Linked DNA regions of Homo sapiens: all the other regions are linked to region 5. A link is a contact called in ENCODE Hi-C or POLR2A ChIA-PET data. All regions are on one chromosome and are shown on one strand. The core of a region is the stretch at or near the end of the contact, and the rest is flanking DNA. Distances in the headings are between cores, read along the strand shown. Region 1 holds the start of CDK11A (cyclin dependent kinase 11A). Region 2 holds the start of SLC35E2B (solute carrier family 35 member E2B). Region 3 holds the start of GNB1 (G protein subunit beta 1). Region 4 holds the start of HES4 (hes family bHLH transcription factor 4). Region 5 holds the start of MRPL20-AS1 (MRPL20 antisense RNA 1). Region 6 holds the start of C1orf159 (chromosome 1 open reading frame 159). Region 7 holds the start of NOC2L (NOC2 like nucleolar associated transcriptional repressor).

The links. Hi-C counts contacts between places; a loop is a spot of excess contacts on that map. ChIA-PET counts read pairs that join two places held with the same protein, here RNA polymerase II (POLR2A). Pooled maps may share reads with other maps.
Region 1: a loop to region 5 is called in a pooled map, with 9 times the contacts of the local background. The contact joins the promoter of CDK11A here to the promoter of MRPL20-AS1 in region 5. A Hi-C loop is called at or near these places in 1 of 37 single-sample maps with no recorded cell type and 7 of 50 pooled maps. POLR2A ChIA-PET finds 5 or more read pairs at or near these places in 1 of 52 experiments (activated CD8-positive, alpha-beta memory T cell).
Region 2: a pooled map shows a loop between it and region 5 (8-fold over the local background). The contact joins the promoter of SLC35E2B here to the promoter of MRPL20-AS1 in region 5. A Hi-C loop is called at or near these places in 1 of 50 pooled maps. POLR2A ChIA-PET finds 5 or more read pairs at or near these places in 2 of 52 experiments (K562 and activated CD4-positive, alpha-beta T cell).
Region 3: a loop to region 5 is called in a pooled map, with 9 times the contacts of the local background. The contact joins the promoter of GNB1 here to the promoter of MRPL20-AS1 in region 5. A Hi-C loop is called at or near these places in 1 of 37 single-sample maps with no recorded cell type and 8 of 50 pooled maps. POLR2A ChIA-PET finds 5 or more read pairs at or near these places in 1 of 52 experiments (GM10248).
Region 4: a pooled map shows a loop between it and region 5 (9-fold over the local background). The contact joins the promoter of HES4 here to the promoter of MRPL20-AS1 in region 5. A Hi-C loop is called at or near these places in 9 of 50 pooled maps. POLR2A ChIA-PET finds 5 or more read pairs at or near these places in 4 of 52 experiments (CD4-positive, alpha-beta T cell, H1, activated B cell and 1 more).
Region 6: a loop to region 5 is called in a map of ascending aorta, with 3 times the contacts of the local background. The contact joins the promoter of C1orf159 here to the promoter of MRPL20-AS1 in region 5. A Hi-C loop is called at or near these places in 4 of 168 maps with a recorded cell type or tissue (CD4-positive, alpha-beta T cell, CD4-positive, alpha-beta memory T cell, ascending aorta and 1 more), 3 of 37 single-sample maps with no recorded cell type and 16 of 50 pooled maps. POLR2A ChIA-PET finds 5 or more read pairs at or near these places in 3 of 52 experiments (BJ, PC-9 and activated CD4-positive, alpha-beta T cell).
Region 7: a pooled map shows a loop between it and region 5 (5-fold over the local background). The contact joins the promoter of NOC2L here to the promoter of MRPL20-AS1 in region 5. A Hi-C loop is called at or near these places in 6 of 50 pooled maps. POLR2A ChIA-PET finds 5 or more read pairs at or near these places in 3 of 52 experiments (activated B cell, naive thymus-derived CD4-positive, alpha-beta T cell and naive thymus-derived CD8-positive, alpha-beta T cell).

What each region holds. Positions count from the first base shown.
Region 1 is chr1:1,722,978-1,725,677 of GRCh38, forward strand. CDK11A (cyclin dependent kinase 11A) reads right to left here and starts at 1,380. Exons shown (of 20, transcript NM_024011.4): 1 at 1,281-1,380. RefSeq lists enhancers at 1,263-1,492, 1,473-2,312.
Region 2 is chr1:1,691,389-1,694,088 of GRCh38, forward strand. SLC35E2B (solute carrier family 35 member E2B) reads right to left here and starts at 1,407. Exons shown (of 10, transcript NM_001290264.2): 1 at 1,061-1,407; 2 at 1-5. RefSeq lists an enhancer at 942-1,236 and silencers at 1,071-1,230, 1,801-1,880.
Region 3 is chr1:1,889,663-1,892,362 of GRCh38, forward strand. It overlaps GNB1 (G protein subunit beta 1), which reads right to left and starts at 1,425. Exons shown (of 12, transcript NM_002074.5): 1 at 1,158-1,425. It overlaps GNB1-DT (GNB1 divergent transcript), which reads left to right and starts at 1,518. Exons shown (of 2, transcript NR_168264.1): 1 at 1,518-1,721; 2 at 2,238-2,700. RefSeq lists silencers at 740-929, 1,490-1,679, 1,800-1,899, 1,960-2,209.
Region 4 is chr1:998,747-1,001,446 of GRCh38, forward strand. It overlaps HES4 (hes family bHLH transcription factor 4), which reads right to left and starts at 1,351. Exons shown (of 4, transcript NM_021170.4): 1 at 1,120-1,351; 2 at 946-1,041; 3 at 780-867; 4 at 218-686. The coding sequence starts at 1,227. The coding sequence ends at 313. RefSeq lists silencers at 317-626, 1,177-1,316, 1,387-1,766, 1,867-1,916.
Region 5 is chr1:1,398,114-1,400,813 of GRCh38, forward strand. MRPL20-AS1 (MRPL20 antisense RNA 1) reads left to right here and starts at 1,417. Exons shown (of 3, transcript NR_015434.1): 1 at 1,417-1,576; 2 at 2,045-2,190; 3 at 2,492-2,700. CCNL2 (cyclin L2) reads right to left here and starts at 1,222. Exons shown (of 11, transcript NM_030937.6): 1 at 906-1,222; 2 at 484-558; 3 at 120-229. The coding sequence starts at 1,193. RefSeq lists silencers at 935-1,114, 1,185-1,424, 1,715-1,774 and an enhancer at 2,160-2,700.
Region 6 is chr1:1,114,693-1,117,392 of GRCh38, forward strand. C1orf159 (chromosome 1 open reading frame 159) reads right to left here and starts at 1,397. Exons shown (of 10, transcript NM_017891.5): 1 at 1,368-1,397. RefSeq lists silencers at 1,088-1,687, 1,858-1,977, 2,018-2,067.
Region 7 is chr1:958,001-960,700 of GRCh38, forward strand. It overlaps NOC2L (NOC2 like nucleolar associated transcriptional repressor), which reads right to left and starts at 1,256. Exons shown (of 19, transcript NM_015658.4): 1 at 1,215-1,256; 2 at 929-1,081. The coding sequence starts at 1,240. It overlaps KLHL17 (kelch like family member 17), which reads left to right and starts at 2,584. Exons shown (of 12, transcript NM_198317.3): 1 at 2,584-2,700. The coding sequence starts at 2,694. RefSeq lists enhancers at 524-1,381, 1,040-1,149 and silencers at 1,260-1,519, 2,478-2,700.

The DNA.
Region 1 (2,700 bases), core at 130-2,629, 320 kb after region 5:
CCCTAGCACTTTGGGAGGCCGAGGCGAGCAGATCGCTGGAGTTCCGGAGTTCAACACCAGCCCGGGCAACATGGCAAAACCTCGTCTCTACAAAAAATACAAAAGTTAGCCCAGTGTGGTGGCGCGTGCCTGTATTCCTAGCTACAGGAAGGAGGCTGCTAGAGGCAGGAGGATCACTTGAATCAGAGAGGTCAAGGCTGCAATGAGCCAAGACTGCGCCACTGCACTCCAGCCTAGATAACAAAGTAAGACTTGGTTAAAAAAAAAAAAAAAAAAAGGTAAGCTCTAGGCTGAGGCGGGTGGATCACAAGGTCGGGAGGTCAAGACCAGCCTGGCCAACACGGCGAAAACCCTGTCTCCACTAAAAATACAAAACTTAGCTGGGCGTGGTGGCGGGTGCCTGTAATCCCAGCTACTCGGGAGGCCGAGGCAGCAGAATCGCTTGAATCCGAAAGGCGGAGGTTCCGGTGAGCCGAGGTCGCGTCACTGCACTCCAGCAAGACCCCGTCTCAAAAAAAAAAAAAAAAAAAAAAAAAAAAAAAAAAACAAGAATGATAAGTTGTAAGCCAGGCAAGGTGGCGAGCGCCTGTAGTCCCATATACTCTGCAAGCTGAGATGGGAGACCGATTGAGCCCAGGAGTTCCAGGCTGAAGTGCGCTTGTGAACAGCCACTGCGCTGCAGCATGGGCGACAAAAAAGAGTGATGGGTTCTGAAAAATGACCGCTTGAAATCAAGTCTCGTTTCTGTCATTCTTGTATGGTCTTGGGTAACGTAATTCACCTCAGTTCAGTCTTCCGTACAACCAGAATAACAACACCTACGTGATAGTATCGATCGCGGATTAAAGATCATCCGTTTAAAGGCTCTTAACTCAGGACCTGCCACTCATCAAACACTGCTTTTACTGTCAGAATCTGCTAGAAAGACCGCTTGGACTACGTGAAGCCACTAGCACACTGGACAGCTGCACCTTGAGACCGGGGAGATGCTCCGAGATGTGCTCGCGAACAAGGCCACCTGACCCGGGCACTGGGCTATTTCCTCGGGTTCAGTCCCGCACACTTGAGGTTCAGCCTGGCAGACGTTGGCTCCAGACAGCGTTTGGACCCGCCGCCTCCACCACCCAAAGTTCCGTGCGGGATGAGACTGTCCGCGGAAGCGAGGGTGTCGCTCGCCCCCGGGCCCGGGTCCGCCCCGCTCCGAGGCCTGCTCGGAAGAAAGACCTCGGTGCGCAGTTCTCGTCGCGCTCCCACACCTGGTCCGCCCAGTCGGAACTCACCCCTACGGGGCCGCGGCCGGTCCCTGAGCCTGAGAAGAAACAGCAACCGGCGCTCGCCAGAAGTATCCTCACTTCCTGTGTTGACGCCTAATGATGATATAATAGCCGACCTCTGGCCCAGAACTCAAGACGACAGGGGCTCGCTCTGTGCGGCACTTCCTGTGTCTGCGCGGGATGATGACGCATAAAACAGCGCTTGCTCAGGTCCAGGACTCCAAAAGAAACTGCGCCGTGAGCTGCACTTCCGACTTCGGCGCGGGCCGGGGCGCCGAGCAGAGCGACGCCGACTTTTGGAGCAGTTTGCGCCTGCGCGGAACGCGTGGCCGGCTTCCGGAATCCTACCGGGACTTTTCCGGTAGCGAAGCCCGCGCCTGTGCCAAGGCTTGCGAGCAGAATGCCTTCGCGATGGACGCCCGCATTCCACCCCCTTGACCGCTGGGACCCCTAGTGGCGGGTGGGTGGAGCGCGCTCCATTTACCTGCTGGTTACCTCGTGAGGCGCCTCAGGTCTGTGTGTCTTGTAAAGGCCGATCTCGGAATTTAACTCTGAACCTTACTCAGAAACAAAGCAGGGAGAGCTCTTACGATGTGATTTTATTTTATTTATTCATGTATTTACTTTTGAGTCGGAGCCTTGCTCTGCCGCCCAGGTTGGAGTGCAGTGGCGTGGTCTTGGCTCACTGCAGCCTCCTCCCGGGTTCAAGGAATTTTCCTGCCTCAGCCTCCCGAGTAGCTGGAACCACAGGCCCGCGCCACCACGCCCGGCTAATTTTTATATTTTTGGTAGAGACGAGGTTTCGCCATATTGGCCAGGCTGGTCTCGAACTCCTGACCTCAAGTGATCCGCCTGCTTCGTCCTCCTAAAGTGCTGGGATTACAGGCGTGAGCCACCGCGCCGGGCCTTTTACAATGTGATTTTGAAGCTGACACTGGCAGTGGGTCCTCAAAGTGCAGACTCACTGGGTATGGTGCTTCCCCCAACTCCCAGGGCCCCACTCCAAACCCATGGATTCAGAGCATTGCAGGAGAAGAGGATAAAACGAGCAATTAATTCCCTTTCCATATGTCAGGTTTTCCTCTTGCCTTGAAAAGTCACAGAAAAATGCTTTAGACATCTGAATCTCAGGAAACAAACAATGGAAGATAAACATCCGCATTTACTGGGCCTGAAATGGGAAAATGAAAGATGTGGCAAGAAACTGACAAGGGCCCAAGAAGGGCGATGGGTATCGGAATTCTTTTCATCCCGGAATGAAATGCTGCTTGCTTTGTGTACCCAAGCTCTTTTTTTATTTTTATTTTTTTGAGACGGAGTCTCGCTCTGTTGCCCAGGCTGGAGTGCAGTGGCGCGATCTCGGGTCACTGGAAGCTCCGCCACCCGGATTCACGCCATTCTCCCGCCTCCACTCCATTCGCCCGCA
Region 2 (2,700 bases), core at 157-2,656, 290 kb after region 5:
GAGGACTAGAAGGAAAAGAAAACTTGGATTTAAAATGGGATAAAGCCATAGGAGCTGCTCGTCCCACCACAGGAATCTCAACGCCGGGTTACTGACAAAGCGTCACTTTGCACCTCGTCCAACTGTGCAGACCTCTCCTAGCCAGGCCCCTGCACCAGAGGTTAAGAATCCGTGCCCCTGGTCAGGAAGTCCAGGTGGGTTCAAACGGCCAGCAGGGAATTTCAGGCAAAATGTGTCCCAAATCTTCAAACCATGCCCCAGAACTCAGACCTCCCCCTGGGAGTTCGTCCCAAGGAAACCACCTGCAAGAGGCTCAGGCTGCAGGGGACACTCCGCTTCCAAAACCCGGAAGCTGGAGACCACACAAGTGCCCAACGCCAAAGGCACCCCGTGGAGGGACGCCCTGTGCCCTCCCCCGACCAGGTGACCCGCTGCGCCCTACACATCTTCACCAGGAAACATCTGTTATCGATGTGGACGAAGCGCAGCCTGCACTCCCAGATCCGCTCATTTTCGTTCTGCCCTCCGTTTTACGATTCGCCTACACTGAAAATGCGTGAGTGGAGTGGAAAGCCTTCCTACTCCTGCCTCAGCGACCCCTTCTAAAATACTGCCTCGTTTGGCCTGAAAATGTGATTTGCAGGCTTCCTGAGCAAAGTAGATTTCACTCCATTAAAGAAAAAAAAAAAGAAAAGGCACCGAACGGGGCTCGGCTGTCGGGAGTTTTGCTTTAGTTTTTTGCGTGTTTTGTTTTGTGTTTTTTTGTTGTTGTTGTTCTTTTTGCGGCCACGCACACCGCGTTCCCAGGCTTCAGGGCGTGGGGGTCGCCGTGGACTCCCGGACGTGAAAACGCTTAAAGCCAGCTGGGAAAACCCCACCAGCGTTTTCCGCGCACAGCGCCAGCCATAGGAAAGGACCCCCAGGAGCGAATCCGGGCAGGGAAACCCCGGACGCCCGCACACTCAGCATCAGTACCGGCACCCAGCACCCAGCACCGAGCACCGAGCACGCAGCACCCAGCACCGATCACCGAGCAGAGCACCCCGCACGCAGAACCCACCGAGAGCCTGATGCAGTCTCCGCCGCAGGCATAGCGCTAGGCCCCGGCGCCTTCACAACAAAGGGACGCTGGCGGGCGGGGCCTGAGAGGCGCGCGGTGGAGGGGCCGGGCGCGAGGCCGCGGAGACAGCTCGGAGCTCGGCACTGGGGAGTGGCACAGCGCTGGCGGATCCAGGTGGGCTTCACGGGGCGCCCGCGGGACCGGAAATGACGCGCAGAACCCTGCATCGGGCTCCTCGCTGCCCCGCGGGCGCCGCTCCTCAGTGCCCCAGAGCCACGGAGCCGGGGAAACGCGCCGCGGCCCACAACGCCCCCGCGGCTGCCCGTTGGTTCCGCCCGGGCCGTTCTACTCCAGGCAGACGGGAGGAGAAACACGGCGCGCTCAGCGTCCCCTCCCCCGTTGGTTCTGCTCGGGCCCTTCCACTGCAGGCCGACGGGGGTGGAAACACGCAGTTTTTTTTTTTTTTTTAAGGTCTAGGGTAACACGGGGCTTTTAAGTGCCTCTCCGCTGCCGCCTGGTGGTCCAGCCCGGGCCGTTGCAGTGCAGCCACACGGGGAGGGACACGGCGCGCCGAGTGCTCCGGGCGGCCGCACGTTGGTTCCGCCCGGGCCGTTCCACTGCAGGCAGAGGGAGAGGACGACGGTGCGCGTAGTGCATCCCCGTGGCCCGTTGGTTCCGCCGGGGCCGTTCCACTGAAGGCAGAAGGGGGGGGACCGTGGCCCCACCCCCCGCGGCAGCCCGTTGGTTCCGCCCGGGCGGTTCCGCCCGGGCTGTTCCACCAGCGGCACTTCAGGGCGGGATCGGCCAGTCTGTGGAGGCAGCGGCCTCTAAGCCCCGGAGGGTTTACTGCCCAGGTTTGGGTTCCAGGAATAAGAAATCCACTGAATAGGCTTAACTTAGAAGACACAAAGGCGCCTCCTGGCGGAAGTGGCCACGCTCCGCCCAGCCTGAGGGAAAGCTGCTCTGACAGCTGGGCCCGGAGCTGCGGGGGGCGGGGCCGCCGCGCGGGGTGAGGACTCGCCTCAGGGCGCTGATTGGCTGGTGGCGCGCTCCGGGGCGGGGCCTTCGTATCCAGGCTGGCGTCGGGGCTGCCGCGGGACATCCGGAGCAGACACCCGCGGGCGCGCCTGCGGCCCCGAGGACCCCCGGCTCCGGAGCTTCGTCGAGCGTTTTCCTAGCGTTACTTTCCCAAATAATTTTCAGGAATGAAGTTACGGCTAAAGGGCTCTTTAGAGATTACTTTTGGGCCGGGCCCGGTGGCTCACGCCTGTAATCTCAACACTTTGGGAGGCCGAGGCCGGCGCATCACGAGGTCAGGAGCTTGAGACCAGCCTGGTATGGCCAACGTGGTAAAACGTCGTCTCTACTAAAAATACAAAAATTGGCCGGGCGTGGTGGCGGGCGCCTGTAATCCCAGCTACTCCGGAGGCTGAGGAAGGAGGATCACCTGAACCCGGGAGGCGGAGGTTGCAGTGAGCCGAGATGGCGCCACTGCACTCCAGCCTGGCGACAGAGCGAGACTCCCTGTCAAAAGAAAAAAGAAAAGATTACTTTTGGCCGGGCGAGGTGGCTCACGTCTGTAATCCCAGCATTTTGAGAGGCTGAGGCGGGCGGATCGCCTGAGGTCAGGAGTTCGAGAC
Region 3 (2,700 bases), core at 175-2,674, 490 kb after region 5:
AAAAAAAAAAAAAAAGGCTTCCATGAAGATGAATTAAGCAAACAAAAGCTGATACTGCTTCTGCATGCTAACCATGTAATTTAACGGACACAAGAAATGTTAAAATATCATTTGAATCAACTATCGATTCACAAGAAAAAATATAGCAGGTTCTTAAAAGTCAAAAGCCTCAGCCGACAGCCCTGTGGAATTTTCAACAGATCTCCCCACTCCCCACCCCCACCCCGCTTCCAGCCGAAAAGCCGATCCAGGCAAGAGGAAGACACCCAGCCTTTGTGCTATTTCCTGTCCTCTCCCCCACCTTCGGGCCTTCGGAATATCGCAAACCGGGCCCCGAAACTCGGCGCGGCGGCGGCCGCCCCACAAAGGCAGCGGTGGGAGCGCCATCTTGGCGCGGCCACCGGGCCCATTCATTCGCGGGGCCGGGCCGGGGTCCGCGCAACCCTCGAGTCGACACGCGCGGGGCGCCAGCGCCGGACAGACCCGGGCCTCGGCAGGAGAAGGGCGAGGCCACAGCGCGACTGCCTCAGCGGCTCGACACAGCGAAAAGGGCCGAAACCGTTATTTTCCCATTTCCCGACGCCGCGCCCGGCTTCCGCTTTAAATCCCTACTCCGACCGCGGCGCGCGGCCCGGCTTCCCCATTTCATTGTTCCCCTTCCCCACGCTCGCGCCCCGCGGCCGCCCGGCCCTCAAAGTCACCCCGATAGGCGGCCCGCGCGGGGGCTCCGGCCGCCGACACCGCCCCGCCTGCAGGCCCGCCCGGCCTTTGTTCTCGCGCCGCGGGCCCGAGAGCCACGTCCGGCTCCCCACGCAGGGCCCGGCCCCGCCCGACCCGCGCCCCCGGGGCCCCGGCCGCCGCCACGGGAAGCGCCCGCGGCGCACACAACCCCGCACCCCGGTGCCGAAACTCGGCCCCCAGCCTTGGGCCTGGGACCCCGGCTCCTCTCCCTAGACCCCGCCCTCGACCCCGACCCTGCACCCCGAACCTCGGACCCCAGCCCCCGGCCCCCCCTTCGGACGCCGCCCGCCGCACCCGGGCGGGGCAGGAAGACGCGGCCCCGACCGGCGGGTGGGGTGGGGGCGGGGCGGGCGCCCCCAGGGCGGGCGGGTGGACGAACAGGACCCGGGTCCGGGGCTGGGGGCTGCCGCGCTCACCTCAGCGCCCTCGTCGCGGCCTGACGCGCCCACACCGCCGCCTCGGCCGCCGCTCGGCAGGTCGTCGCGCTCGGGCCGCGCTGCGCGCTCCGCGGGCGCTGCGGGCAGGTGCGCGCCGGCGAGGCTCGGTCCAGTCCCGCCGCGGCGGCTGCTCCACTCCCGGCCCCGCTCCCCACTCGCCGCCCGCTCCCGCTCCCGCCGCCGCCGCCGCCGCCTCCGTCCGCCCCTCAGACGCCTCCAGCCATCGGGATGGGCGCGGCGGGCCCCTGCCCGCAGCCTCGGAAAACCCCACGCGCTCGCGTCACCACGCACGCCGCGCGTCGCGCGCGCTCGCCAGGCCCGACGGGCACGCGCACGCCTGTGCGCGTCCAAACCGCATCGGGCCCCGAGCGCGTGTCCGAGCGGCTTAAAGGGGCCGTGCTGCTGCCTTCGGGTACCGCTGCCCCGGGAGACCCCCGGCGGCCCGGCCCTGCGGGGACCGGGCGGGATGGGGACCGGGGCAGTGGACCCTCGGAGTTGGGATGGGGCGGGGGGAACGCGGGCGTGGAGCCCTCCGGGGACAGGGTAAGGTTGGGTAACCGTGGGCGGGGGCTCCTCCAGGGGCGGGGGTGGGGTAACGGCGGGCGGGGGGCACTCAAGCGACAGGGCAGGGGCGGGAAGGCCGCGGGCGGGGGCGGTCCCTCCGGGGACGGGGCGGGTGGGGGCACCGCGGGCGAGATCGCTTCCTGCAGAGGAGGCAACAGGCCCCGCTAGCAGGTCAGGGTCCCGGGCAGGCGCAGGTGCCCCCCGGCCTCTCAAGCAGGGACTGCGGCGAGCTCAGACGCGGCTGACGGGCAGAGACTCGCGCTTGGGCTCAGTGCGTGTGAAGTGGGCCTCGGGCTGCGGAGGAGGGCAGCACCCCGTGGCTCCTCGCGCTGCTGCGAGCAGGGCCGCCTGGCAGGGGCGGGGGCCGGTGGGCGGGAGTGTCGGGGTAAGGCCGCGGACTCCTCCCATGCCGCTGAGCAGTGGACAGCGGGGACTGGAGACCTCCAGGTGAGGAAGGGGAACGAAGTCAAGAAGGCCACATGTCCTGGCTTCCAGGCTTGGTGTCCTCAGAAGCCTCCAGAACGTCCATGGAACCCGCCCCTGCGCCCACCGCCTCCTGCTGTCTTTCCAGCTGAGTTCCGGCTGCCCCTCACCCTCGGCTTCTTCACTCTGCCTCTCCCCAGCCAGCGCCCTGCTCCCCGGTCCTCAACCACCACCTTCCACCTGCCTGGGCCTTCATCGCCTCCGAGCTCCCCTTCCACACCAAACCTGGCGTCCGTTTTCCTCCAGGCCTGCACCAGCACAGCTGAAGGGGAGAGAGACCCAACCTCATCCACTGGGCCTCCCCTCAACCAGGGCCACAACCTCAAGGGGCCATGCCACCTCCAACACCTATTTCCCACCTTCTACTCTCTCCACACCCTGGGACACCACCCGCCTCTCTCAGCTGACGTTTTCCTTCTTGTTTTGTGTGCATGGTGCTTGTGTGAGAAAGTGGACACACAGTAAGTGCGGCTTC
Region 4 (2,700 bases), core at 101-2,600, 400 kb before region 5:
GAGGGGAGGGCGCGGAGCGGAGGGCGCGGAGCGGAGGGGTCGCCCTCAGTCCTCGGTCCCGCCCCCAGCCCGCCCCCCCGGGCCCGCCCGACGCCCCCAGCCACCTGCAGACCGCGGCCCTGGGAGGAGGGCGGGACCCCGGCGCGGCGTGGCTGCGGGGCGCTCCCAAAGTCAACTCTTCACCAAGACAAAGAAAGAAAACTCGTGACGCAGACTCTGGAATAATAAATACGTTTTCTCTGCTACAGTCTCGGCAAAGGCCACGGCCCTAGAACGGGGCGCCGCCTCCGATGCAGTCTCAGGGCCACAGCCTCAGCGCAGCCACGGCCTCCAGGGCCCACCCGGGCCCTGCGGCCCCGCCCTGGGGGCGGCGGGCAGCGCCCGGGTCAGACCCGGCAGCAGCGGCGGCGCGAGCAGAGGGAAGGGGCCGCCGAGCGATGGCAGCAGCGGGCGGCCCGCGTAGACCTCGGGCGCTGGGGCCTCTGCGGGGGCAGCCGGGGACAGCGAGGCCGGGCGGCGGGAGGGTCCCAGCTGGCGCAGGCAGGCTGCCAGGTGGCCCAGCAGGCGGGAGCGCACGTCGGCCGGGACGCCCTCGCAGCCGGCCAGGAAGCGGTTCACCTCCGCCAGACACTCGTGGAAGCCGGCGCGGTACTTGCCCAGAACGGCGGGGTCGGCGCTGAGCGCGGCTGCGGGAGCGACACAGGAGGAGAGGTCGGTGCCGGGTCCCGGGGGTCCCGCGCCCTCCCCCCGCCTCCAAGCCGCCGCCGCCCGCGCCTCACCCGTCACCTGCACGCGACGCAGGCTCCGCAGGTGTCTCACGGTCATCTCCAGGATGTCCGCCTTCTCCAGCTTCGAGTGGCGGGAGCTCTGGGGGCGGGGATAGGCGGGAGGTCCAGGTCAGCTGCGACCCAGACTCCGGGTCTCGGGCCTTCGCCCCCGACTTACCTCTTTTCTGAGGGCGTCCAGGATGAGGGTTTTGAGCTGAGCGAGGCTCTCGTTAATACGCGCTCGGCGCCGCTTCTCCATGACCGGCTTGGAGGACTGCGGGTCGGGCACCGGCTGAGTCCCGCGTCCCTCCCGCCCCCCGGTCGCCCCCCTCACGCCCGGCCGGGACCCCACCTTGCGGTGCTCGGCCGCGCTCCGGGGCTTGTCTGGGGTCCGGCTGGCGCTGGCCGGCGCTCCTGCCATCGGCGAGGCGCTCGGTTTCCCCGGCGTGTCTGCGGCCATGGTGCGCCCCGCGCCTCCCCGTGCCGGGTGGAGCGCGCCGCCACGGACCACGGGCGGGCTGGCGGGCGAGCGGCGAGCGCGCGGCGATCCGAGCCCCTAGGGCGGATCCCGGCTCCAGGCCCGCGCGCGCCTCAGGCCGTTTCCCTATTTAAGGCCTCGCCGCCGCGGGGTGTGTGAACCCGGCTCCGCATTCTTTCCCACACTCGCCCCAGCCAATCGACGGCCGCGCTCCTCCCCCGCTCGCTGTCAGTCACGCCTCGGCTCCGGGCGCGGCCTCCGCGGGCGACAATGGCATGCGGGGCCCCCGCCCGCGCCCCCCTCCGACACCGCTGGGGACAGGGCCGGGTGATCCCGCGCTCCCCGATGCAGCCGGGGCCGAGCAACGCGCCGGGAGGGGCCGCTGGGGGCGAACGGGGCCCGGGACCCCCGGGGCTGGGCGGAGTCTCGGGGCTCACTCTCCCGCCCAGGGGGCCGGGAGCCGGGGCTGGACGGAGCTGGGGCTGTGGCCGCGCGGGAAGTCGGGAAGGAAATTCCCCCAGTGGCGCAGGGTCCGGCGGCGCCGAGGGGTGGGCGAGCCTCGGTCTCGAGCCTCTTGGCTTCCTCCGCCCGTCCCCACTCCGGTCCCGGTTTGGGCCCTGCTCGGTCTCCGAGTTTGATCCGACACCGGCTCGGCCTCCGGGGGTCCCACCCTCAGGTGTGCGGCCTGGAGCACGGAGGGCTGCAGAAAGCCTTGGGAGCGACAGAGCCGGGGGAAGGTCGGCGGCCGGGTCGGCAGGCGGGAGGGCGGAGTCAGCGGACGGCGAAGGGGCGCACGGGTGGCCCCGCAGAGCAGGGCCGGTGATGGCGCGGGCCGGGCCGGACCACGAGGAGCAGAACGTGCGCGTGACGCGAGCGGGCTGGTGACGTCACCAGGCACCCGGGGCGATGACGCAAGCCTGCTGGGATGACGTCATGTGGCCCGTGTCGCCACGTGCTTCCAGGTGACCCGCTGGCGAACTCAGCAGCAGCAAAGTGGGGCTCACAGAAAAATGAGGGGCCACTGTTAATATAACTGCAAAGGGGCAGGTTGCGTAAAACAGGGCTGTGGTTATTTTCGTGTTTGCTGTTTTTATTTCGAATGCCGCTGCGGGGCACGTTGGTCCTTTCCGCACTCGGGGTCCCCGGCGGCCTCACGCGTCCGTGCAGCGGAGGCTTCCTGAGCCCCCTGGAGAGCCTGGCCTGGGCCCGGGTGTGGAGACCCTCCCGGGCTTTCAATCCGGGCAGGAGGCAGATGGCAGACTCAGCAGTCACGTAAGAGAACCGAATTAGGTGGGTGGCCTGGGTGGACAAAAGCCTTCTTGACGCCGGGTGGTCCCAAAGGCTTCTGCGGGGTGGGGGGTCCTCAGGGGGGAAGCCTCAAGGGAGGGCGTGGCATTCCCAGGGTGCGAAGGGGGCGCAGGGACGAGGGAGGTGGGGAGGGGGAGCTGGGCCAGC
Region 5 (2,700 bases), core at 167-2,666:
AATATCCCACAGGTTTAGAGCCTCAGGCCTGTATTGTGTTATACAAGCCTTACTGTAACTTAATCAGAAATAAAGAAAATAGGCATCTATGATAGACTAGACAGCTCTGACTGACTCACTTTTTGTCTCTCAGCTGTCGAAGGCGGTGAAACACATTGATGACGTCCCGTATGCGTCTTGGGGCCTCTTCTATCTTGGAAGCCAGGTGGACACAGGCCATTGACACATGCTGAAGCGGAAGCATTGCAACACGCCCATGTTTGTCCCCAGCCACGGCGTCCTGACGGCCGCCAAAGGCTTGAGGGCTATTCAGACCAAAAGGGAGGTGCACCCAGGGGAAAAAAAAAGTCAAGAAACAGAACCCTCCGGCACAGAGCTCAGACTGGGGGGCAAGTACTCACTCCCTTAGTAACCGGGCAAAGTAACAAACCGTTTTACCCTCAACATACTTCGCTGGGAATGAAGTGCAGGAGGAAGCCTTACCTCCATGGAGTGCTTCACGAAGGACTTGGTATAAAAGAACCGCTGGAACAACACCTGCCCGGTAGCCATGGCCACCTAGAGTAGAAGAAAGTTTCCGTATTTTCAAACGCACCATTCAAAGCCTTCGCGGCCGAAAGTCATCGAGTAACGTGGGACTCCCCACGCAGAACCAAACACTGAAACGCTTCCCACGTCCACAAAGGCTCTTCGCGTCCCGCCGTCTCGGGATCCAGCGCACTGGCGGGCGGGGAGGCCCCGGGTCAGGGGCATGGGCTGGCTAGGGAATGGCGCCGAGGCTGGGGTCGGGGCAGGGGCTGGGGTCGGGGTCTAGGCGGGGGCGGTGCGGGCCCGACTCGCCGCCAACAAAGGCGGCTGCCGCCCCAGCGGTTACCTGGGCCGGAGGCTCGCGGCCGCGCCCTCACCTGCGGCAGGCGGAGCAGGATACCGGCCGCCTGGATGAGCTCGCAGCCCACCACGCGGAGGTCGGTCTCTGTGTCGGTGTCGAGGCCGCTCGACATGGACGGCGTGAAACGGAGCTTGTCGTCAGGCAGGAGGCAGTTCTCCAAGGTGATGAGCACCCCGGAGTACAGCCTGTCCCCGATCAGCACCCCCTGCGACCCTGAGGGTGCGCCCCCAGATCCCGGGGCGCCGGCCGCTGCCGCGGGAGCTGCCGACCCTGCAGCACCAGCCGCCGCCGCCGCCGCCGCCATTTTGTGCCGCCGACTCCCCTTCGGCTTCTTCCCTCAGGGCGGCTCCTCGCGAAGCTCCACGGCCGCCACCGCCCCGCCCCGTCGCGTGCCATTGGTTCGGCCCGCGACCAGCGCGACGCCGCCTAGCCGCAATTGGCTACATAACCTGCCCGTCAGCAACGCGCCTAACGCCGACGCCGGAACCTGGCGCGGGTGGGGCGGGCTCGTTACCCAGGGGACTCCGCGGTGCCGGCCGACCCGGAAGCATGTCTGTCCCTAGCGGAGGCGCGGGTGCCGTGCTGAGAGCGCCTGCCTGTGCGCCCCGAGCGGGGCTGGGACTCTTCCAAGATGCCCACGTTCGCACAGAGACCCCGGATCGCGGAAGCTCGCGTCTCGAAAGGCCTGTGGGTCAAGGGGGGCCATCTCGGTGGGATCTGGGGCGGGACGACCCCCACTGCTGAACCCTGGGCGCGGGGCAGGGTCAGAGGCTCCGCTCGGCCTCCCCCTGGATGAGACGCGCATGCCCGGTGTCCCCCGGCCGCCGTCGGCGTCGTGTCTTCAGTCCTTATCGACTCCAGACTTTGGGGATGCGTATTAACGCCAGACTCCTGCAAAGTCTTGCCTTCAACACTCAGCCCCTGGGGAGAGACGGGTGGAGGGATGACTGGAAACGTGGCCTCGACGTCCCTACAGAGCCCCTCCAGCGTGGGGAGGCCTAAGTACCTCAAGGTTCAGGCCCACGGAAGGAGTCGGGGGAGCGAGGCCCGGTGATCTACGTGTGAAGGAGCTTGGACAGGACCTCACAAACGCCAGGGAGACGGCGAGGGGGTTCGTGCGTTTGTAACGTCTTGACATCGCTGATCCTCCCGCAGGCGGTCTCACGCCCTGCCCGTCCTGGGTTCACGGTTTTTCATCACCTGCGGCTGTCCTGCGATCGACCACAGCTGTGCAGGAGGGGCAGGAGGTATCTGTTGCTGCAGTTACCGGAACCTTTGCCAGGACTAGTACAGGACCACGGGTGAGGATGGTGGGGAAGCCTGCGTGGGGCAGGGAACGGTGAGGCAGGAAGAGGGAAGGGCAGCAGAGGCCTGAGTGGTTGCAGGTTCACACACTGAGCTGCCAGTAACTGCCCAGCTCAGACGGGCTCAAATTCAGAAGCCACCATTGCTCCTCACCCCCACCCCCAGGTCAGCTGTCCACTAGCTCTGCCATGACTTGATACTGCAGCTCAAACAGTGCCAACCAAAACCCACTCTCCTCACCGCCTGTTATGGGTAACACGGTATGGTTACAGCTTTACTCATGTCCTCTTTCCCCAGGCTGGTAGCTCAGGGATGTCTCGTCTGTGAGTTACAGCTGCACGCTCTCCAGGAAAGAAGGAATTTCCTCTTCTCTGGAAACCCCACCACACAGCTGGTTTCTCATTGGTGCTGCTTGCCCATTCCCTGAGCTGTGACTGCCAGAGGAGTGGGAGGTTGGTGGTGCCTCCAGCCCATCAGGGGCAGGCCCTGGGACCGCCTGGGAACAG
Region 6 (2,700 bases), core at 147-2,646, 280 kb before region 5:
TGAATGCAAACGGGGAACATAAACCTGAGTAATCAGGCGCATCACTGAACATCCCAGGCGGCCGCCCCTACCCTGGGGCTCAAAACCGGCTCCCTCTGCGAGGGTTTCCCAGGTTAAGCCATCAGGAAACAGGAAGACGCCTAAGAACGATACACTGGACTTTGGGGACTCGGAGGGAAGGGTGGGAGGGGGACAAGGATAAAAAGCTACAAATAGGGTGCAGTGCGTACTGCTCGGGTGATGGGAGCACCAAAATCTCACAAATCACCACTAAAGAGCTTACCCATGTAACCAAGTAACCAAACACCACCTGTACCCCAGTAACTTACGGAAAAATAAAAGAGGAAGACGCAGCTCTGCCTTCTCTGCACACCCTGGTAATACTAAGAAAAATGAAAACCAAAAAAAGGAGGCCAAGTTTGACATCCTGAAATTTAACAGGACGAGGCGGCTAAGAATTCAGCCACAAAATAGTTCCCGGGGAAGAAGCCGCGTTTGCTTTGAAACGCGGTAAGAAATGCCCCCGAACACCTGGGCTTAAATTACACCCAAACTCAATCATCGACTCGCTGCCACCGGAACACGCGCTCCCGAAAAACTGCACCCCGACTAGCCCTCGGCTACTCCAGGTGACAAACGGACAAAAACAAATCCTAAAGCCTCGCGGGAAAAAGACCTGAATCGTGGCCGACTTCTAGGACACCGGGGACCGCGCCGGTGCCCCCACTCCCGGCTGCCGGGAAGGCGAGGCGAACGCGCCCCCTTTCTTCCCCCGGGCGCCCGTCCCATCCCCTCCCCAGGGACCCCCTCCCTGCCCCGAGAACCCCCTCCCCTCCCCAGGTGCCCCCTCTCCCCCAGAGACCCCCTCCCCTCCCCAGGGACCCCCTTCCCTGCCCCGGGAACCCTTCCCCTCCCCAGGGACCCCCCTCCCTCCCCAGGGACCCCCTCCCCTCCCCAGGGACCCCCTTCCCTGCCCCGGGAACCTTTCCCCTCCCCAGGGACCCCCCCTCCCCGCTCCGGGAACCCCCTCCCCTCCTTAGGGACCCCCTCCCCACCCCTCCCCGGGGTCCCCCTGCCCTCCTCAGACGCCCCTTCCCCTCCCCAGGCGTCCCGCTCAGCCCGGGCGCCTTTCCCCCATAGGACCGCGGCCAGGCTCGTTGGGAGGCGGCGACGAGGACGCGGGCCCAGGCGCTGGCGGCTCCTCCGCGCGCCGCACAATGGGGGACGCGCAGGGAACGTCCCTCGGGCCGGGCCAGGGCCGCCGACCTTTGTCTGCCTCTCGCACTCCCTGCGCCGACCCGGCCGCCCAGACGGACCCCAGCGCCCCAACCCGCTACCCTCACGCCTGCCCCCAGCCCCTCACTCACCCCGGCGCCCTCCGGGTTTCTCTTTCGTACACCCCGCCCTCAGGCGGTGGCGCCGCGCCCCCTGGGACTTGTAGTCTTTCTTCCGCCCCGGCCCCGGCGCCAGGCCCCGCAGCTCCCAAAGAAAACTACAACTCCCGGCGGCCCGCGCGAGAGCCGCCCTCGCCTGGTGGTACCATCGCGCGCGGCCGTGGGTGGGGCGCCGGGGCGGGGCGCGAAGCGCCCTGGGAAATGTAGTCCTAGAAGAACCAGCGCATGTCTCGGGTCCCTGACACGGAGGGACTACATTCCCCCGGATTCCTCGCGCGCCGGCTGCTTGGCGTTGCCGGGAGACGGGGCGGGGCGTCGTCGGGGTCTCCCGGGCGACCGCACAAGCGTCGGCGTCCTTAGCGTTCCGCCGGTTTAGGCGGAGGCGGAGGCGGAGCGTTTGGGGGCGGCCGGGGCGGCTTCGGCTTCATCGGAGAAGGCGGCGCGGCTGCACCAGGTTTGGCCGCGGGCGCGCGGGGCCAGCGCCCTCCAGACCCACGGAGCGCCCCGAGCGCCTCGCGAGCCGCCGCCAAATGCGCCCCAGGTCCGCGGCCGGCGCCAGTGCTGGGACCTCGGCGGCCGGTGTCGGAGCGCGGCGGGAGAGACCCTGCCTTGGGTGCGGGACTGGGACGGCTCGGACCCAGAGGGCTCCCGGGGCTTCGCCTCTCGGACGGGTCAGGGCTCTGCGGTCTCAGGACGCTCCCCCGTGAGTCTCGGCGGCCCCGGGGTCTGGGCGGCGTCGCTGCCCCACAGGCCGGGCGCGTGGGTTTTTCCGGGGCTCTGCCTCTGAGCCACCCTCGGAGAAAAGACAGCTCTGTGCGTCCCGCGGCGCCCGCAGCTTTCGGCAAACATGTTTAAAGGAGCTCCCCGAAGGAACTGGGGACGTCCGTCCGCTCATCAAAGGCTTCAATCCTGTCGGTGTCCCCGGGCCCTCTCCTAGCTGGGCCAGCGCGCAGGGTGGGGGGGCGCTGCAGGTGTCGCGGCCCCCCCCAACCTCCGCAGACCCTTCCAACCCCTCAGACCCCCCAAAACCCCCAGATCCCCCAACCCCCCATATACCCCCAACCCCTCAGACCCCCCAACCCCCCAGACCCCCCAACCTCCCAGGCCCCCAGACCCCCCAGCTCCCTTGCTCCCGGGAGCTCCCAGGCCCGTCCTGCATGCGCCTTGGGGTTGTTCCTCCTTGATGGACGCCGCCTCCGGGTTCCATCCCAAGTTTAAATGCCAGAGATTTCAATGGAAATAAAGCCCCCATCTTAACAGCGTGAGGATGTTTTGTAAACAGTATTGGGGACAGCTGGGGAAGTCA
Region 7 (2,700 bases), core at 6-2,505, 440 kb before region 5:
GTGTGGCCTCCTTGTTCGAGGTCTTTATTCAGACGTCATCTTCTCAAACAACCACCTCCGCTTTTTTTTTTTTTTTTTTTTCTCCTGAGGCGGAATCTCACTCTGTCGCCCAGGCTGGAGTGCAGTGGCGCAATCTCCACTCACCGCAACCTCCGCCTCCCGGGTTCAAGCGATTCTCCTGCCTCAGCCTCCCGAGTAGCTGGGACGACAGGTGTGTGTCACCACGCCAGGCTAATTTTTGTATCTTTTGATTTCTTTCTTTTTCTTTTTGAGATGGAGTCTCACTCTCTCACCCAGGCTGGAATGCAATGGTGCCATCTCGGCTCACTGCAACCTCCGCCTCCCAAGTTCAAGCGATTCTCCTGCCTCAGCCTCCCGAGTAGTTGGGATTACAGGTGCCCACCACGCCCGGCTAATTTTTATATTTTTAGTAGAGACATGATTTTTCCGTGTTGGTCAGGCTGGTCTCGAATTCCTGACCTCAGGTAATCTGCCCGCCTCGGCCTCCCAAAGTGCTGGCATTACAGGCGTGAGCCACCGAGCACAGCCTCCGCTCCTTCTAACAGAGCAACTCGGCTCCCCTGCAACTCTCTCTTCAGCCCCTCTGTCCTTCCTTTCCCTCCCCAGCACTTATCTCTCTTCTACCGAACTGCAGGCGGTGATTTCACCCAAGAACGTGAGAGTTCTCCTAGATCGGGAAGAGATTTTTGCACAACTCACCAACATACGCTCCCTGCCTAGGACAGAGTTTGGCACGGAACAGGAGCTCAGTAAACATCGGATGAAAGAGTAAGTTAAGCTGAAAGGACTGGGGGGCAGAGGTCGGCGATCCTTAGGCCTTGGCCCTGAGACCCCAGGCGAGGTCAGCAACCCAACCGGGGTGGGACAGGACGAGCAAGAGGTTCTGCTCACGCATGTCCCCACTAACCTGGCCGAGGGGCTCCCGCCCGGCTTATCCGGACTCCGGGCAGCCTCGCGTGCTTCCCGTGTCTCCGCTTGTGGAGAATTTTCGGACTCGGATTCGGACTCGGAGTCAAAGCCCGAAGCTAGGAACTCGTCCACCGTCAGCTCCGCCAGGCGCCTGCGGGTCACGCAGGAGTCACAGCTGCCCGCACGCCCAGCTCGCCCCAGCCCCGCTGAGAGGAGCAAGAAAAGCCCCCTTGGATACAGACACCCACCGGGAGGCCAAATCGGCCCTCGGACCCGCGGCTTACCTCTTGCGGCTCCCCGCAGCTGCCATGACACCAACCCGAAGCGTGCACCCCACTTCCGGCCCCAGAATGCCGCGCGGCTGCGCACTTCCGCCGCCCAGGCCCCGCCCCTTTCCCCGCCCCGCCGCGCCACGCCCAGCCGAGTGGCTCTATGGTTCTCCGACCGCAACGCCGGCGGCCTCAGGGCGGGAGGGCGCGTTCGCGTGCTCGGTGCGGGCAGCCCCGGTGGGGCCCAGATGCGCCTCCCGCTCGGCGCCCGGCTCCGTAGGACGCGGTGACGCCGGTGTCCGCCCCGGGGAAGACCGGGAGTCCCGCCGCGCCCGCAGCCCACCCGGCGCTCCGAAGGCACGCGCCTGCGAGGACGCCAGACTGCAACGGCGGGGCTCCTATGCAAAGAGCTCCCACAAATCAACAATAAAAAGCAGGGAGTCCAGTGGAAAACGCGAGGGGCAGTGGGAACCGCACTGATGTCGCCAGCTCGACAAAAGACGGGCGACCCGAGGGCCAGGCTGGCTTCGCCTCCGATCCGCGGAGACCGGGCCAGCGCCACGAACACCACGCAGGGCGCTCCCCGTCCATGGCCCTCTGGGTGCCGACCGCGGCTCTTCCCGGGGACGCCGCACGGGACGAAGACGGTGGGGAGGCCGGCGCCTTCCTTCCCGCTACCAGCCTGACACCCGGGCCCCCGGGCCTGGACAGCCAGACCCCGCGACAAGGGCGCCGCGGGGCGCAGGCACGGCTCCCCCAGCCCTGGCGCTGAGGGGGCGCGTGAGGCGAACACGGGCGGATTGGCCTCGGGGTCCCATTCGACTTCTTGGTGCCGCGGGGCCCCGGGGCTCCCCGGAGGAGAGCAAGTTAGGGGGTCGGGGGAGCGGGGATGGCTTCCGGGGGAGGAGGAGGGCGAGGCCTGGGGGGCTCCTCGGAGGAGGAAGAGGGCGAGGCTTAGGGGGGCTCCTTGGAGGAGGAGGAGGGCGAGGCTTAGGAGGGCTCTTCGGAGAAACAGGAGGGCGAGGCCTGTGGGGGGCTTCCCGGGGAAGAAGGAAGGCGAGACCTAGGGGGGCTTCCCGGAGGAGGAGGAGGAGGAGGGCTAGGCCGGGGGCTTCCCAGAGGAGGAGGATGGCGGGGCCTGGGGGGCTTCTCGGAGAAGGAAGATGGCGAGGCCTAGGGGGGCTTCTCGGAGGAGGAGGAGGGCGAGGCCTGGTGGGGGGCTTCCCGGAGGAGGAGGATGGCGGGGTCTGGGGGTGCTTCTCGGAGGAGGAGGCGGACCCGGGGCGCAGCGCTGGAAGAATCCGCGTCCAACGTCTAGTCCCCGAAGCCTCTCGGGAGGCGGGGCGGGCGGCGCCGAGAAACAGCGGCTGCGGGCGGGAGCGGCGGGAGTGAGCGACACAGAGCGGGCCGCCACCGCCGAGCAGCCCTCCGGCAGTCTCCGCGTCCGTTAAGCCCGCGGGTCCTCCGCGAATCGGCGGTGGGTCCGGCAGCCGAATGCAGC